Linked DNA regions of Homo sapiens: region 1 is linked to region 2. The links are chromatin contacts, found by Hi-C in ENCODE. All regions are on one chromosome and are shown on one strand. Each heading gives the region's core, a stretch centred on a gene start or an enhancer-like site at or near the end of the contact. The rest is flanking DNA. Distances are from core to core; before and after follow the strand shown. Region 1 holds the start of ORAI2 (ORAI calcium release-activated calcium modulator 2). Region 2 overlaps CUX1 (cut like homeobox 1).

Region 1 (3,637 bases), core at 1,133-3,632, 440 kb before region 2:
CCAGTAGGGGAGCAAGGTAAGGGGATGTGGGTCAGGAGCAGTAGCTCACACCTGTCATCTTTGGGAGGCTGAGGTGGGCGGATCACTAGAGGTCAGGAGTTCGAGACTAGCCTGGACAACATGGTGGAAACCTGTCTCTTCTAAAAATACAAAAAGTAACTGGGCATGGTGGTGGGCGCCTGTAATCCCAGCTACTCAGGAGGCTGAGGCAGGAGAATTGCCTGATCCCAGGAGGCGGAGGTTGCAGTGAGCTGAGATCCTACCGCGGCACTCCAGCCTGGGTGACACAGTGAGACTCTGTCTTAAAAAAAAAAAAATAGCTGGGTGTGGTGGCAGAGGTTGCAGTGAGCCAAGAGCACACCACTGCACTCCAGCCTGGGCAACAGAGCGAGACTCCATCTCAAAAAAAAAAAAAAAAAAGAGGGGGGGGCAATCCTCATCCACTGAGCTAAAGGCTTCAATGGAGGGCAGGGAGCAGAGGACTGGCTGCCTCACACCAAGGCCAGGAAAAGGTGCTTGCAGGTAACACCGGGGAGGGGACAGAGCGGCCCTTTGCATGCCAAAGTGCCTCATGCCTGTAATCCCAGTGTTTTGTGAGGCCAAGGTGGGAGGATCACCTGCGGCCAGGAGCTGGAGACCAGCCTAGGCAACAGAGTAAGACGCTGTCTCTAAAAATAATTTTTTTTGACATGGGGTCCTGCTGTGTTACCAAGGCTGGAGTGCAGTGGCACAATCTCAGCTCCCTGCAAATTCTACCTCCCAGGCTCAAGCGATCCTCCCGCCTCAACCACCCGAGTAGCTGGGACTACATGTGTGTGCCACCATACCTGGCTAATTTTTGGTATTTTTGGTAGAGACAGGGTTTTGCTATGTTGGCCAGGCTGGTCTAGAACTCCTGAGCTCAAGTGATCCGCCCACCTTGGCCTCCCAAAGTGCTGAGATTATAGGCATGAACCACTGCGCCTGGCCTCTAAAAAGAATTTTAAAAAAGAGGGACCTTTCCTCAAAGACAAGATGCTGCCTGCATGGAAGGATTCCGAGAGACGGGAAGGCCACTCCAGGTGTACATGTGGGGTGGCTCTCCTTGTCCAGGAGATATGGAGGGAAGACTGGCTGCCACCTGGGGGGTGGAGGGGGCAGGGAGATGTGGGTGGAAGACACTTGGAGCCTGGGGCTGTGGAATGAGCCAGAGGGTCTGGGCAGCATGACTGGGCGTCCAGCCACAGGAGAATGGAAGAAATTGGTGAGTGGAACGGTCTGGGCACTGCTAGATCATTCTGGTTTGGGACCACAGTTCAACCCAGGGAAATGGCTGGCCGACTGGCAGGAGTGGGACGCAAGGGAGAGCCTGGTGGCCTCCAAAGGAAGGAAGGGTGAACAAGAGGGATGCCCCATCAGTAAGGGTGGGCTGGGCTCAGGTCTGAGAGTGGAGGTGAAGAGCTCAGGGCAGTGAGGGCTGAGGGTGGCTTCCTGGGAGCCGCCAGGCCTCCCATGCCCCATCGGTGAGGCCCTGCAGATGTCCCCAGAGTGGGTGGGATTGTGGAGGAAACGATGTCTGTCTGCCTGGAGCTGGGTCTTGAGACAGGTCTCCAGGTCTCGAAGGAGCAGCCCAGGAGGGGGTTCAAATCCATCCTTTATGTTCCCAATGCCAACTGTGTGTGCCAGGCCCGGTGGCCCAGGGGGAGGGACAGAGTCTGGGCCTCACACTGGATCCCAGGCAGGGGGTGGGGTGGGGCAGGATGGAGCCCTGTACTTCTGTCAGGTGGCACAGACCCTAGAGGATGCTCCGGGACTGAACCTTGTGGGGTTGCTTTTTTTTTTTTTTTTTTTTTTTTGCTTTAATGAGCAGTCCGAGAAAACAGGTCTTGTAGAATAACGCGATCCCCTCTCTAGAGATGAGCTTTTCTTCCTGGCTGGCCTACTGGACACATTTCCAGAGGGCGGTCTTGGAGTTTGACTTCCTCTAAGCATCTGGGGCACCGGCAATGGCGAGTGTCTCTCTCCAGCAGGCGCACTGGGAGGGGGCCTCCCAGGGGCGCTAGGCTGCATCCCTGTCCCTCCCCCAGGGACGCCCCGGTGTCCGGAACCGGCTGCGCCGCCGACCCTGATCCTCTGGGCGCCGCACCCCGCCAGGGATCCCGCGGGGTGGAGGTCACCAACCCCGGATGGGTAGTGACCGCGCCCGGGCAGCCTACAGTCGTCCCCTTCCCCGCCGAGCGTCCCCGGTCCAATTCCGGCCCCCCCAGCCGCAGGGACCCCGCTCCCCGCGCCAGGCCCCCGCGCCGCCACACTCACCGGAGCTGCCCTCGCCCCGCCCGGCTCGGCTCCCGCTCGGACTGCGTGGCCGCGTGGCCTGTGGCCCAGTGGCCCGGCCGGGGCGCCGAGCGCGGCCCCCTCCCTCCTTCCGCCGGTCGCGCGGGGTCCCCCGGCCCCGCCTCCACCCCGCCCCCGCGGCCGCCGCAGCCGCTGCCAAGGCAACCAGGCGCCGCCAACACGTGACCCACCCGCGGGAGAGCCGCGGCCACGTCACCCGCCGGGCCGGGAGGGGCGGGGCTGGCGGCGCCTCCTCGGAGAGTGGGGGGGTGGGGGTCCCCGCCTCACCTGGAACCACCCCGGGATCGCGCGAGGGAGAGGAGCAGGGGAGGTGGGAAGACCCCGACCCGCGCGCATCCCTCCTGCCCCAGCTCCTGTCCCCGGCCCCAGCTCTGGGAGTCAAGGCGAGGCCCCCCACCGCCCCATCGGGGGTCCGGCTACCCACAGACCACGAGCTGGGCTTTCCCTGCCCCTGGGTCCGGGCGCAAAAGGGGAGCCCCAGGCTTGGCAGGGTGAGCCTCGGGGGGTGCCCAGCATTGGACGCTGGCTGCGTAGAGGGGCGGGGAGTGGGGACAGGGCGGGCGGGTGCAGGTGGGCAGTGGAGGGGAAAGGAAGGTGGGGAGGGGAGAATCCGTCTGGCCACGCCCGAGTTTTCACAGGATTTTTTTTTTTATTTTTTTGAGACAGGGTCTGGCTCTGTCGCCCAGGCTGGACTGCAGTGGTGCGATCACGGTTCAATGCAGCCTCGAATTCCTGAGCTCGAGTGATCCTCTGCCCTCAGTCACCCAAAGTGCTGAGGCTACATGTAGGCAGGAGCCACCACACCGTGGTAGTTTTTAAAAAATTTGTTTTTGTTTGTTTTTTGAGAGGGAGTTTTGCCCTGTCACCCAGGCTGGAGTGCAGTGGTGCCATCTTGGCTCACTGCAACCCCCGACCCCGGGGTTGAAACGATTCTCCTGTCTCAGCCTCCGAGCTACAGGTGCACGCCACTAGCCTGGCTACTTTTTTGTATGTTTAGTAGAGATGGGGTTTCACCATGTTGGCCGGACTGGTCTTGAACTCCTGACCTCAGGTGATCCTGCCTGCCTCGGCCTCCCAAAGTGCTGGGATGATACATGTGAGCCACTGTGCCCAGCCAAAAAAAAAAAAAAAAATTCTTTTTTTAGAGATAGAGTCTTCCTGTATTGCCCAGACTGGTCTTAAACTCCTGGCCTCAAGCAATCCTCTCTTAGCCTCTCAAAGCACTGGGATTACAGGCATGTGCCACAATGTCCAGCTAATTTTTAAATTTTTTAAAAAAATTGAGATGGGTCTTGCTATGTTG
Region 2 (3,358 bases), core at 828-3,327:
ATAAAGGCAAAGAGTGGACCCTCCCGCCCAGGCCACCTAGTCGGCCACCCAGAGCTAGGCATGACCAGCAGCAGAATGACCAGGGCCCCCTCGGGGTGGCCAGAGGCTCCCTAAGTCTGGAGACTGTGTCACAGACGTATTATTCCCTATTGCAAATGGAACTAGATTGTTGTCTAATAGCAGGTAATTACCATGAACAACAATAAAAAAACTCCAAATAATCCGGCGGGGCGGGGGTTGGAGGGGGGCGGCGGGGGCGGAAATCAAAGCTCTGGTGGCCTCACACCCCAAATTGCACCCCTGCTAACAGTATGGCACATCATCTTCCAGAAGCCACCACAATGGCCAGACTTCTGCTCACTGGTACCTGAGCTTCTCTAACCAAACTGAAATAAGATCTAAATCAGTATCACCCTCTGGGTAATACGGCTGATTGGGAAGGATGTTTTTCTTTATCTTACAAACATGTACTGACCCCTCCCCCACCCAACTTGCTGGGCATGGGGCACGTAGGGTGTGGCCCAGGACTTGGGAGCTCCATCACCCACGGGTGGGCATCTGTGGTGAGGTAACAGTCTCGTTAGCTGACACCTCCCTTCTATGCACACCAGTCTCCCCAATCAAAAAAGAAACAGAGTGGAGTTTAAGTTGGCCACTTTCAACCTTTTTTTGTAGTTTTAACTGCAGAAGGCCATTTTCAAATAAAATTTTACAGGGATGCACAATACTGCTGAGCAGGTAAAAACAGGGTCGCACTGGTTGAAGATGGGAGGGGGTGGGTTTTAGGTTGCCCCCCAACCCCGTCCCACTTTCCCCTGTGCTTTAAGGAGCTCAGTAGGAAAGCTCTGGCTAGAAGAAGTGCACCCCCCTCCAAGCCTCTTTCTACCCTGACTTTCTGTGACTGTAGCCACACTTACCTGATTATACAGTCCACAACTCTAAGATGTGACCTTGGCCACTTGGCCCATGTAAACAAAGTCTAGATTAACCTACTGATACATATTTTTGAAACGGAATCTCACTATGTTGCCCAAGTTGGTCTCGGACTCCTGGGCTCAAGAGATGCTCCTGCCTCCCCCAAGGAGCTGGGACTCCAGGCATGTGCCACCATGCCCTGCTAATTTTTTATTTTTTGTAGAGATGAGGTCTTGCTATGTTGCCCAGACTGGTCTTGAACTCCTGAACTCAAGTGATCCTCCAGCCTCCTGAGTGGCTGGGACTATAGGTGTGTGCATGGTGCCTGGCTACTAACTGATTTTTTTTTTTTTTTTTTTGAGATGAAGTCTCACTCTGTTCCCCAGGCTGAAGTGCAGTGGCGCGATCTCAGCTCACTGCAACCTCTGCCTCCCGGGTTCAAGTGATTCTCCTGCCTCAGCCTCCCGAGTAGCTGGGATTACAGGTGCACACCACCACGTCCAGCTAATTTTGGTATTTTTAGTAGAGACAGGGTTTGGCCATATTGGCCAGGTGGGTCTGGAACTCCTGACCTCAAGTGATCCACCCCCCTCGGTCACCCAAAGTGCTGTGATTACAGGCATGAGCCACCACACCCGGCCCCAACTGATATTTTTAAAAGAAGCAGACATCACAGAAATAAAAATCCAATACATAGGCTAGATGGCTATGAATTCTAGCGGAAGTTGGTCAACAAAACAGAGACATGACTTGAATCCCATAAAGATACACACACACATCTGCTACGCGCCCTGGCTTCTCTTGCCCACATTTTAGCTGGTGTCCCAGAACTCATCCGCTATGCTGCCCACGACGGTGGTGGTGTAGGGGGACCTACAAAGCTTCGTTTCAAACACTGCTTGTGTTTTGACAGCCTTTTTCTTTTTTACGGTATTTTTAAAGAAGTGAAACTAGAAGTACTGGATCTCATAAGCCACCCGGGGGAAGCGTTCCCCTTCTGAACCTGTGGGTGCGGGGCTAGGGACAGATGCTGCCTCAGTAGCAGCACCTAGCTGACCTGACAAGCCACCTGTATCTATGGGCGCTGGTTCAAATCCCAGGGGAGGTTTAAAAAGCGTTGATGAGACTCCGTAAAGATGCGGAAATACATATCTGAGAGGAAAAGAGCATTTCAAAACCCTCCTGTGGCTTTTATCCTATGGCACTTTACCCCCAGGGACCTGAGCGGCGCTGTGAGTTGCAGGTGCAAAGGGCTCAGAGCCAGGGGAGAATCACAGAAGACACAGAGCCCAGCAGTCCTCCCTGACCACGGAAGGGGATGTAGGAGAACCCTGGGCTCATGGCACTGACATTTAGCAGCCACTGTATGTTTTGGTCTTGTCTCAAGAGTGTTTTCCCCATTTATCCCATGTACTTTTTTGTTTTAAAGAGATGGGGTCTGGGCCAGGCGCGGTGACTCACACCTGTAATCCCAGCACTTTGGGAGGCCGAGGTGGGAGCGTCACTTGAAGTCAGGAGTTCACGATCAGCCTGGCCAACATGGTGAAACCCCATCTCTACTAAAAATACAGAAATTAGCCAGACATGGTGGTGGGCACTTGTAATCCCAGCTACTTGGGAGGCTGAGGCAGGAGAATCGCTTGAACCCAGGAGGCGGAGGTTGCAGTGAACCAAGATCTCACCACTGCACTCCAGCCTGGGTGAGATTCCATCTCAAAAAAACAAAACAAACAAACAAACAAACAAACAAACAAAAGAGATGGGGTCTGGCTCTGTTGCCCAGTCTGGAATGCAGTGGCACAATCATAGCTCACTACTGCCTTGAACTCCAGGGCTCAAGCAATCCTTTTGCCTCAGCTTCCCAAATAACTTCATCTACGGGGACTACCACGCCCAGCTAATTTAAACCTTTTTTTTTTCCTTAAGAGATGGGGTCTTACCATGTTGTCCAGGCTGGTCTCAAAATCCCGGGTTCAAGAGATCATCTTGCCTCTGCCTCTCAAGTAGCTGGAATTACAGGTGTGAGCCACTGCACCCGCCCATGCCTCTTATTTGCATGCAGATGCTATTCTGACATGAAACCTTTCACTCAAATATTTCTCTACAATGGAGTCTCTCCACAGTCGGGCCATGGCTCCACTGTGGTGAGGCTATCAATTCATTTAAAGTGGTTTCCCACAGCAAAAGCTGCACCTGCGTGCAAGCGATGCCCACACCGAGCGTGTACGGACAGACTTTGAGTGTCTTCTATCAGGCGGGTTCCTGCTCCAGGCCCACCTTGTCCATGAGGCTAACCCAGGGCTGACCTTAGCATGTGCCCACTCTTCTGTACACCCAGAATCCAAGGGGTGGGAAGGACGGGGGTAGGAGCAGGAAATAAGTGTGTGGCCCAGCTGGAGGAGATGGTGTTGGGGTCAGAACACCTGTACCACCTTCAAAATTC

The links. Hi-C counts contacts between places; a loop is a spot of excess contacts on that map. Pooled maps may share reads with other maps.
Region 1: a loop to region 2 is called in a pooled map, with 7 times the contacts of the local background. The contact joins the promoter of ORAI2 here to the enhancer-like site in region 2. A Hi-C loop is called at or near these places in 9 of 37 single-sample maps with no recorded cell type and 4 of 50 pooled maps.

The regions. Positions count from the first base shown.
Region 1 is chr7:102,432,320-102,435,956 of GRCh38, reverse strand. It overlaps ORAI2 (ORAI calcium release-activated calcium modulator 2), which reads right to left and starts at 2,382. Exons shown (of 4, transcript NM_001126340.3): 1 at 2,296-2,382. RefSeq lists silencers at 1,973-2,752, 2,783-2,922.
Region 2 is chr7:101,989,675-101,993,032 of GRCh38, reverse strand. The region is part of intron 2 of CUX1 (cut like homeobox 1); the gene reads right to left. Among named protein-coding and RNA genes, the nearest start is that of CUX1, 170 kb to the right of the region's middle. RefSeq lists enhancers at 1,747-1,806, 3,346-3,358, 3,291-3,358. Within about 2 kb of position 2,077, at least 5 of the 41 ENCODE cell types and tissues checked have a DNase peak (open chromatin) inside an H3K27ac peak, as active enhancers do.